Linked DNA regions of Homo sapiens: region 2 is linked to region 1. Evidence: chromatin contacts called from ENCODE Hi-C or POLR2A ChIA-PET data. All regions are on one chromosome and are shown on one strand. The core of a region is the stretch at or near the end of the contact, and the rest is flanking DNA. Distances in the headings are between cores, read along the strand shown. Region 1 holds the start of PDLIM5 (PDZ and LIM domain 5). Region 2 holds the start of METAP1 (methionyl aminopeptidase 1).

Region 1 (5,407 bases), core at 1,326-3,825:
AATTAATCTTTGTTGATCCAGGATCAATTTAACTGTATCAACAGCAAACAGATGAGAAGGGGCAGAGTTGGGACTCCTAGAGGTTAACTCGAGCCATGGCCCTGTGGAACTGGCAGAAGCTGTAATTGCTTGCGACCTATTATCTATAAATGAGGATGACATTCATTTTATAAAGTTCTTGTAAGGACTACCACACTGCATAGCACATGGTAGGTATTTGCTAATGGTAGCTATTGTTATTTTTTTTTTATTTTTGGGTGAGATGTCAAACATGATAACATATATTAGACTCTCTAAACCAGCTTTCACACTAGGAAACACTTTCCCCCAAAGCCATCTTTTGAAAAATGTGGTGAAAGCTATGGACTGGTGCTGTCCAATGAAAATATAATGTGAAGCACATATGTAATTTTATTTATTTATTTTTTTAGAAACAGGGTCTTCCTTTGTCACCCAGGCTGGAGTGCAAAGACAAGATCATAGTTCACTGCAGCCTCGAACTTCTGGGCTCAGCAATACAAATAGCTGGGACCTGGGACTACAGGCACACTACACGACGCCCAGCTAATTTTTTGGATTTTTTTAGAGATGGGTCTTGCTATGTTGCCTAGGTTAACCTCAAACTCCTGCCCTCAAGCCATCTTCTCACCTCAGCCTCCCAAGTGCTAGGATTATAGGTGTCAGCCACTGCACCCTGCTCACGTAAGTAATTTTAAATTATCTAGTGGCCACATTTTTTTTAAAAAGTGAAATTAATTTTAATCAAATATTATTATTATTACTCTTTTTTTTTTGGTGCGGAGTCTTGCTCTGTCGCCCAGGCTGGAGGGCAGTGGCATGGTCTCGGCTCACTGCAACCTCTACCTCCCGGGTTCAAGTGATTCTCCTGCCTCAGCCTCCCAAGTAGCTGGGATAACAGGCATGCGCCACCACACCCGGCTAATTTTTGTATTTTTAGTAGAGACGGGGTTTCGCCATGTTGGCCAGGCTGATCTTGAACTACTGACCTCAGGTGACCCACCCGCTTCAGCCTCCCAAAGTGCTGGGATTATAGGCGTGAGCCGTCGCGCCCGGCCATAATCATGTATCATTTAACAAAACATAAAATATGATGATTTCAGCATATAATCAATATAAAAATTATTGAGGCATTTTACATTATTTTTTCATACCAAGTCGTCGAAATCCAGTGTGCATTTTACACTTCCAACGCATTTCAATTTGGGCATTATATTTTCAACTTTAGTCCTTAAATGTAGTGCTTAAAAGAAATGTTAACGACCTGGCGCGGTGGCTCATGCCCGTAATCCCAGCACTTTGCGGGGCCGAGGCGGGTTGGTCACCTGAGGTCAGGAGTTCGAGATCAGGCTGGCCAACATGGTGAAACCCCATCTCTACTAAAAATACAAAAAATTAGCCGGGCGTGGTGGCGCACGCCTGTAATCCCAGCTACTCAGGAGGCTGAGGCAGGGGAATCGCTTGAACCCGGGAGGTGGAGGTTGCAGTGAGCCGAGATTGCACCACTGATCCCAGCCTGGGAGACAGAGCAAGAATCCGTCTCAAAGAAAAAAAAAGTAAAGAAATGTTATCCTGCTTCAGTTTTAAATGTTAAATTATTTAAAATTACGTAAAACAAAAAATTCATGGTCTCAGTTACAGTAGCCACATTTCAACTGTTCGATAGCCACATGTGGCCAGTGGCTACCGTTAGGGAAAGAGCAGCTTTGGATCTTCGCCTTTGGAATTTTGCTTGCACTTCTGGGGGCCGGGGAGCTCACGGACCTCATGAAGTTCATCCTTGCTTTATATGCTCCTTGGTTAAGAATTGTCCTTTTCACGTTTTATAAGCCAATTCACAGTGTAACAGTCTAGTTACTTTCCGTATGTTCAGTGAACATTATTCACGTTTTCTTATGAATAAATTCCTCGGGCGTATCAAGCAACCCTATAGAAGGCTGGAAAGTGGACTATTGATTTGGATTTAGAAAAATAAACTGAAGATACAGTGGTTGAATCACTTTTGGCCGCTTTTATGTATCACTGTCTTCTGGTGTGATGGACAGGGTTAACTTCTGTTAGGGTTACTGGTTTTCACCTTCCTGACAGGTAAACTTCTGGGTCTGCACTTTTCAGAGCATGTAAAGCTCTTTCAAAAAAAAAAACGCAGGCAGTAACCGCTGAACTTGCATAGATAGAGATTTATCCAAAGTACCCTTCTATTTTTAGGCAGAGCAACTGCTTGCCAATTTAAATTTCTGGAGAGAAAAATGCACCCACTACAAAACGGACGAGCGGAGGGTTAGACCTTTGCCAGGTAGCGCTCAAAATCCGCTAAGACTACTCCCACCGAAACTCGGTAGCGCAGTTGTCTTTCCGCAGCTGCTTCAGCCAGCCCCAGCAAGCCCGAGCGCCCGGCGCCGCCGCCACCTTCCCCGCCCCTGCGCGGCGCGGCTGGGACTGGCCCAGAGGCGTGGCCGGGAGCGGAGGGGCGTGTCCTGGGTCGGGGGTGGGGCGAGGGAGAGCCAGGAGGCGGAAGTTCCCGCGGGCGGTGGGGACGGCGCCCTCACCGCGAGTCACTTGTCAGCCCTTGTCTGAGGCGGAGGCAGCCCCGCGCCGCGCCGGACCCGAGGTGAGTGGCGGCCGGCCGGCGATGCGCCTCTCGGATCTCCGGTGGGAGAAGGGAAAGAACCGGCCGCTGTGCGCCGAACGCGAGAAGGGAAGCCCGGTTGGGGACGAGGAGGGGGCGCTCCTCGGGCAGGGATGGCTCCTCAGGTGCTTTCTGGGCGCGGAGCGGCGGAGGTGGGAGAGCAGCTTGGGAAAAGGAGCGCCCGGAAAAGGGCAGCGCTGGAGTCCGCATGAGGCCAGAGGGCGAGCCCTGGGGTCCCCGCAGCCCGGGCCGACCGGGACCAGCGTAGCGGAGACGGGGACGCGGGAGGGCGCCCGGAGGTGGCGAGGGCCGGCAGGGACGGGCACTGCCGCTCCCACCCACCCGGCTGCCGGCGTCGCCCGGCACCACCGTGGTGTGGTGTCTGAGTGCCCAGTCCTGCGCCAGTCTCTTGGAGGGTAGGAAGCGGGACTCAAAGGAAAAGGCGCGTTAGTTTTTCTTTGCTCCCAGGCTACTGAGAAGCATTTATTTCTCCCCCAGATATTTACAGTTTTGTGTAACCTGTTTGGGGAAAACTTCTGCGCGTCCAGAAATAAAGCTCGTTTAAGAAACACATTTGTCATGAACACGAGATTTGTTAACACTTGAGTACTTGTTGGGGCTTTTGTAAGACTGTGCCTTCGGTGCGTTTTACAATAAGTGGAAAAAGGAAGGGCGTGTGGACAGGGCAGAGCTTGGAAGGAAAATTCGTGGCGGCGCTGGGCAGGGCAGATTTAGGGTGTGATCGCCAGATCCTATCCCAAGTCCGCCTTCCTGACGGGGAGGACGTCTGAACCCGCCTGCCACGGAAACGGCCCGTTCGGTAGCCTTATTTGGCCAACAAGGCTAGGCGCGAATCCCTCCTGGAAAACTGTCCTGTCGGCTGCTTTCATCCTGTGCCTGTGGCTTTAGTTCTTCAGCTCTACCTACATTCTCTCTCCATTGCGGGGAAAGAGAATCTCAAGATATTTCTCTTTAATTTCAGGCCTTTTTTTTTGTCACTCTGTGTAGTTCATCTTGAGTTCTCCTTTCTCCCCTCTCACCCACTAATGAAGCTGAGATACAAGTGTGGGAAATACCAAGCTTCCTTCCCTAGTACTAGAGCAAAGACATTGTTTAGACTTTCCCTAAAAGAAAATCCATAACTCTACAGAAATTCCAACCTTTTCGACGTGTTTGAAAGAGTATGCTGCTATTTCCTGCCTGCTTGGTATTTGAGGAAGGGCTTGGGCACTAATAACCAGATGGAGGAGTCTTGGAAAGGCCAATAAAAATATTGCCATTGCTTGGGGCAGAGACTGTTTTAAGGCAGATGAATTCCAAATGAAGCTAGCAGAAGAAGCATCTAGAAATGAACGGACAGTGACTAGAAATGAAATGACACTGGTTTTGTAGTGTGGCTGTGACCTTGCCAGTGCTAGGAATTTTAATAACAAATGAGAGAAGTTAGGAAGGGAATCCCCAAGTAAAGGGAAGTTGCAAGTACATGGGTTGATAATCTAAATGAAATACATTTTCTTGTAGGGAAGAATGGGGCCAGAGGAAGTTGAGCCCAACTTTCATATTATTCCCCAGACACAAGTTAAAGATTAATAAAGGAGGGCAGGCTGCCTGTGAAATATCAGTTGGCTTTACACGATTCTGATTTGTATCGTGTCAATATCAGGACAGTCCTTCTATTAGTTTTCTGAAAATCTCCTCCTTTTATAGCGGGAAAGCAATTGAATTATGTGTGGCTCGTTATTAGCTTCCCACTAGTAGTTTTTCACCTATATATACAGTTTGACTTCCGGCTTGGCCTTTGGATCTTTTTTAGTGCTCTGTGCCTATTACTTCATTACTGAAGTAATGTGTTATTGCCTTGTAGTTCAGTATACTACCACGCCAGTAGAAAAGCTGTTTCGGTTTCTGATACAATTTTCTGTAATTTTTATTTTCCCTGATATAATTTTTCTTTAAAAACCAGGCTTATTTGAATGTTTTGCCCCATTTTCCCTTTATGAGAAGAAGGAATGTTTGCTTTAAATATACCTATGGCTCAAATATCTATATCTGCAACTATGAATTTGGGGTGATGGGCTAGAAATTTTGAATGGGTTAAAACATATTTTAAGACAGGTAATATTAGGTGGTGATTTGGTTGAATAGCTTACATTTTCCAAGGAAGTATGTTTTTAATATAAAATTACATATCTGTTATGTTTTTAATATTTTTTAAAGAGAGAGAATTATTGTTTCTTAGTATTCCATTAAAACAAAAGAAAACTTCATTCCTCTGTCTCCTGCCGTTATAACAACCAATAGGAAACTCGAAGTTTTTTTTTTTTTTTTTGCTTTTTAAAAATTATATGAAAGTACTACTAGGAGAGTCATCACACGCACACTTAACAGCAGAACAGACAAAAGAAAGCACCGAAGCACTGGTTCTTTTCTAAACTGCCAATTCCATTTGAATGCATTAACCCAGCACTTTTGCTGTATTTAGTCATAATCTTATTCACTGAGTGGCAAATGCTTACTCTCTGCCTGGTGAGGTGTGTGTATAAAACAAAAAGCAGGTTGTGACTAACATCACTGTACTAGAGTATTGCCTATCGTTGACTATCTGAAGGAAAAGTAGATATCACTTTAAGTGTGGAAAATACCATGTCCCCATAGGAGGAAATACAAGTTGTAGTTCATGATTGGAGAGAATAGTTTTGTGCATTGAAAAACAGCTTCTCATTGTAAAGAATTTAGTATTTGGAAAGCATGAATGGGAGC
Region 2 (5,285 bases), core at 120-2,619, 4.5 Mb after region 1:
TGAGACATGGTCTTGCTCTGCCGTTTGGGCTGGAGTGCAGTGGCAGGATCATAGCTTACCATATCCTTGACTTCTCAGGTTCAACAGATCCTCCCAGCTCAGCCTCCTCAGTAGCTGGGACTACAGGCGCCTGCCACCATGCCCGGCTAATTTTTTAGTTTTTAGTTTTAGTTTTTGTAGAGACGGGGTTTTGCCATATTTCCACCCTGGTCTCGAACTCCTGGCCTCAAAGAATCCGCTGGCCTTGGTGCCCTGGATGCCCTGGCCTCTCAAAGTGCTGGGATTGATTACAGGCGTCAGCCACCGCTCCTAGCCAAAACAAAGTTCTTAAAAATAAAAGTAGTATGAGCTTTTCTGGTGTATTAAGTACGGAGAAGTTAAAAAAATACAATAACAAAGTTCACAGCCTTTTGTGATCAGTAAATGTTAGTTTTTCGCTCTTCCCTAGTGACAAGGAGGCACTCAAGCATGAGTTACAACACAACCGACCTGGAATACAGCTGAAAAGATTGAAGCAACAGGTTCGCAGGGGAAGGCCTTTACAGCTTCTTTCGACTCTGACATTTCAGGATCAGCACAATTCTCCCCTATTTACTGCTGAAGCAATCAACTGGGATTATACAAAAAAATTATTTGTATTGAATACCTGACAGTTGTGTTACTATTACTAGCACTATCGGTTTTGAAGGGGAGGTGGTGGTGTGTGGAAAAAAAAAGTCTGGCAGGAGGGAGGGCAGATGTGAATCCCAGCCCACCGTCCCGTTGACAGCTCTATGGCTCTCCTTTCTGTGAATGAGCGGTGGTCCTTAGGCCTCAGACCCGACAATGTCAGTGAGAAACAGAACTTAACCCAAGGGACTGTTCTCCAAGGAGCGGCGGGGGAATCCAACGCAGAGGAGCGCAGCGCCCTCTCTAGCCTCCTGCGGGTGTCGGGGATGATCAGGGCTCCTGGGTGTTCGTCAGTGAAGACGACTGTCTTATCTGACTGTAGGCACAGAGAGTGCGCCGCGAGAGGGCGGCTCCTCACCGTCAGGCGCCGGCAGGTCGCGTTCTCTGCTGGCCGACGCCCGAAGGCGCCGAATGGGGGGGCCCTGCCGAGCTCCCTTACAGCCCCAATGTGCGCGCCGCCGGGAGGCTTGGGCACGCAGGCACCGCCGGCGGGGGGCGGGGCGAAGCCGGCGGGGCGGGGCACCAGCTGCGCGCGCGGGGCGGGGGCGGGGCCGGGGCGGGGCGCGCTGCGTGGTCCCGGCCGGCCCTGGCTCCTCCCCCTCCCGCGCCCAGGCCAGCGGCGGGCCCAGCTCCTCCCCCGACTCGGTCTCTCTCCCCTCCCCTCCGCCCGGCAGTTCCTCCCTCCCGCCGCCGCCTCTTCCTCGGTGAGGCGCTCTTCCAGCGGGCAGGCAGCATGGCGGCCGTGGAGACGCGGGTGTGCGAGACAGACGGCTGCAGCAGTGAGGCCAAGCTCCAGTGTCCCACTTGCATCAAGCTGGGCATCCAGGGCTCGTACTTCTGCTCGCAGGTAGGCGCCCGCTGCCCCGCGGATATGCCGCCGCTGCGGGACCCCTCCTCGCTTCTCCCCTGCTGGCTCCTCCCGCCCTTGCGGCGAGTCGGGACGCGCTCCTCCTCTTCCCCCCGGCCGCGTTTCCTCCTCCCCCCACCCGCGTCGCCACCGCCCCCTCCTGCCTCCTGGGGTCCCTGGGTCCTCGGGAACCGCGCTGGGCTCACGCGGGGGCGGGGGCGCCACCCGCCGCGGCCATGTGGGCTGGGGCGGAAGCGGGCTGTGCGGGGTCGCGTGGCCGCGCTAGACCTCCGCGTTCTGGGGCCGGTTCCCCGCGCTGGGGCGGGGGCCGCCAGGTGTGCGGGCTGCCGGAGGCAGGTAGCGGCGCCGGGAAGGAGGGCAGCCCGAGCGTCGCGAGCCTCCACATCCGCAGCACCGGCGGGGCTCGGGTCTGGGCGCTGGAGGCGCCGGGCCGTCCGTCGGGTCCCTGCGGGGTGGGGGGCTGAAGCTACCTGCCGGGCTCTGAGAGATGGGTGGCCCGAGGACCGTCGGAGTCGCAGAGAGGAGGAACGCTAGCTAGCTCCAGCCCCACTTCTTTGTGCTTTACTACCGTGCTTTGACACTTAAGCAACTTTGGGGGTGGGGAAGGGAGAGGTCTGTGTAATTCATTCTTTTCTTTCGGTATATAAAATTATTAATTTACAAAACTGTAAGCTAACGGGATGAGTCACCTGTGACTGAATTTCCCAGAGTGAAAAGGACAGTTCCATTGAGGGTTAGGCGTGAATGCTGTAGTGTATTTTAAGTTTTGTGCAGTAGAGCAAACCCAGCGTTGAATGGGGTCCAGACTGAAGCGTGTGCTCGTGTTTCTGTTTACTGAAGAGTACTAGTGTTGCTGCTGCATTTCGAGACCCAGGATGAGGGCTGGGCGGCAATAGTATGGCTCTTAGTTACAGTCCAGGTTTAGTGAAGAGAGGCACATGAATATTCAAATATTAAATTGGTAGCGTCCTGTGGGGAGGAGAGCCGGAATAAAGAGAAGGCCTGATTGGGGCCCTGCCCTTGCCAGTTATTGTGCGATCTTGAATTAGTAAAGTTACTTAATCTTTCTGAGTTCCAGTGTTACACTGTACAGAGGGGATGATTATAGCTTTCTTTGTAAGTTTCACAAGCTTCTTCTGAGACCCAGATTATCCAAGGAACGTGAAATGCTGTTATAATGTAAAGTCCTTTATTTTTTAAAGGATTCTAGTACGATTTAACTCTGCCATAAATAAAAATATGAATAAGAATGAAGGCAGATATATGAACACAATACAAATAATAAAAGTGTTTTCCAACATAAAACATAAAAACGTAAAGATATAAATAAATACAATCTTTACGTCACAATATTTGTAGATAAGCGATTGCAAAAGGTCTTAGCTGTGTTATACAGTCTTGTTTTTAGATAGGATATGATCCTTGACCTTGTTAGTATAATTTGGAAAAACTTGCACGTGGAGGAGTGTTGCTTGATCTAAAAATAGCATTACCGAACAATCTAAAGGACCTGTACTAGGTTTAACATGTTGAGCATTACTCATGTTAGACCTAGTACACGTCCTTTAGATTCTTTAAAATTCCCAAATTCTATCTTGTTGTGGCCTGTGTGGGACCTGAAATTAAGAAACAGTGTTTGCTTTTGACAGTTGTACCATCTGAGTAGAATAACTTTAAAAGTAGGTGGCATTTTGAATTAATATGTATTACAATCTTCTGTTAAGATTTTAAAAAGGTAGTGTGAAACCACATTCATGAAACAGGTAGAAAGAAGGTGAATCACTGGGGTTTGTGGAAAAATGCTAGACAAATTTGTGAAAACAAAACATCTAGGGTTTATTCCGTGTGTTAGGATTGGAGGTATTTACATGTTGGATTCTGCAGGTATATTTCTGGTATCACTGTTAGACATGCACTCAAATATTCCCAGAGTGGCTGTCCCAACTGTCTCTTTTTCTTCATTTCTGTTACCACCTCCTATGGTCAGCTTTTAAAATTTCCCACCAAATCAGTTGTCATACTCTCTTAATTTATTTCTCTACTGTAATTCCTCCCCTTGCAAACAAACGCCCACAAAAAACCCTATCAAACAAAACCTTTTGTACAGAAGTTATTTTTCCCGCAGTCTGATTATGCGTATCCCTCATTGCTTTCAGGATTCCAGCCCCACATTCAGGGCCCCTCTTCTGAGCCTCTTGCTCTAGCCAAAGGCTATGTTTACATTCTTTCCTTTCCGAAGTGTCACCTGTCTTCTGAAATCACAGCTGTTCCCCCAATCCCAGCTTGAGACCTTGATCAAGTCACTGTAACTTATTCTAAGCGCTTTATACATCTGTGATGAAATATGGGCTTGGCTGGGCATGGTGGCTCACACCTGTAATCTCAGCACTTTGGGAGGCCTAGGCGGGTGGATCACCTGAGGTCAGGAGTTTGAGACCAGACTGGGCAACATGTCAAAACCCTGTCTCTACTAAAAATACAAAAATTAGCTGGGCGTGGTGGCACACGCCTGTAGTCCCAGCTACTCAGGAGGCTGAGACACAAGAATCACTTGAACCTGGGTGGTGGAGGTTGCAGTGAGCCGAGGTTGCACCACTGCACTCTATCCTGGGCAACAGAGCAAGACTCCGTCTCAAGAAAAAAACAAAAACAAAACAAAACAAAAAACCAAAAAGAAGAAATTAGGGATTTTCCTTAACACTTCTGTGATCACTAGGAGGTCTTTCTTTCTACTGCTCTGGTCCCTGGCCTGGCTGTCTGGCCAGCTTGTCTTTGGGAACAAACAGAACAAAACTGCAAGAGGCCTTTCTATCACACCATTAACAGAAGTAAGGCATTCCCAGTTACTCTGTCACACCACCTTGTTTATTCCTTTATGACCTTTTGTGCAATCTATGATTACCTCACCTGTTAGAAAAATGAGGATTTTTTTTTTTTTTGAGACGGAGTTTCGCTTTTGTTGCCCAGGCTGGAGTGCAATGGTGCGATCTCGACTCACCGCAACCTCCGCCTCCCAGGTTCAAGCAGTTCTCCTGCCTCAGCCTCGCAAGTAGATGGAATTACAGGCATGCACCACCACGCTCAGCTAATTTTGTATTTTTAGCAGAGATGGGGTTTCTCCATGTTGAGGCTGGTCTCGAACTGCTGACCTCAGGTGATCCACCCTCCTTGGCCTCCCAAAGTGCTGGGATTACAGGCGTGAGCCACCATGCCCGGCCGAGAATGTCTGTTTTTTAGTCGGAAGGTGAACTTCATGAATGATCCTATCTTGTTCACTGCCCTGTTCTCATTTCCCAGTATGATGCTCTGTATGCAGTAGGTGGCCATTAAATGTTTGAATTAATGGATAAATGCATCAAAATAGAGAGGTATACTGCTGTGTTTGAATCACAGCTCCATCATTTACTAGTTATGTGACTTGGGCAAATAACCTCTCTTTTTCAGCTGTATCTTTTTAAAATGGGGCTATTAATAATACCTATCTCAGGGTTTTGATGAAGACTAAATCCAAAGTATGTAAAGCTCTTAGCATATTAGTAAACTTAATGAATGTTAGCTCTTTTTATTGTTATACTGTTTTATGTTTAGGAAAGTAGAAATATTTTATCTAGGATGCTTAATTTTTTTTTTTTTTTTTTTTGAGACCGAGTCTTGCTCTGTCACCCAGGCTGGAGTGCAGTGGTGTGATCTCGGCTCACTGCAACCTCTGCCTCCCGGGTTCAAGCGATTCTGCTGCTTCAGCCTCCCC

What was found. Hi-C counts contacts between places; a loop is a spot of excess contacts on that map. ChIA-PET counts read pairs that join two places held with the same protein, here RNA polymerase II (POLR2A). Pooled maps may share reads with other maps.
Region 2: a map of B cell shows a loop between it and region 1 (17-fold over the local background). The contact joins the promoter of METAP1 here to the promoter of PDLIM5 in region 1. A Hi-C loop is called at or near these places in 2 of 168 maps with a recorded cell type or tissue (B cell and naive thymus-derived CD4-positive, alpha-beta T cell) and 8 of 50 pooled maps. POLR2A ChIA-PET finds 5 or more read pairs at or near these places in 1 of 52 experiments (CD4-positive, alpha-beta memory T cell).

The regions. Positions count from the first base shown.
Region 1 is chr4:94,449,367-94,454,773 of GRCh38, forward strand. It overlaps PDLIM5 (PDZ and LIM domain 5), which reads left to right and starts at 2,576. Exons shown (of 13, transcript NM_006457.5): 1 at 2,576-2,629. RefSeq lists silencers at 2,226-2,645, 2,816-3,075.
Region 2 is chr4:98,994,352-98,999,636 of GRCh38, forward strand. METAP1 (methionyl aminopeptidase 1) reads left to right here and starts at 1,370. Exons shown (of 11, transcript NM_015143.3): 1 at 1,370-1,516. The coding sequence starts at 1,403. MIR3684 (microRNA 3684) reads left to right here and starts at 3,036; the gene lies at 3,036-3,109. RefSeq lists enhancers at 812-861, 1,783-2,565 and silencers at 1,102-1,421, 1,582-2,041.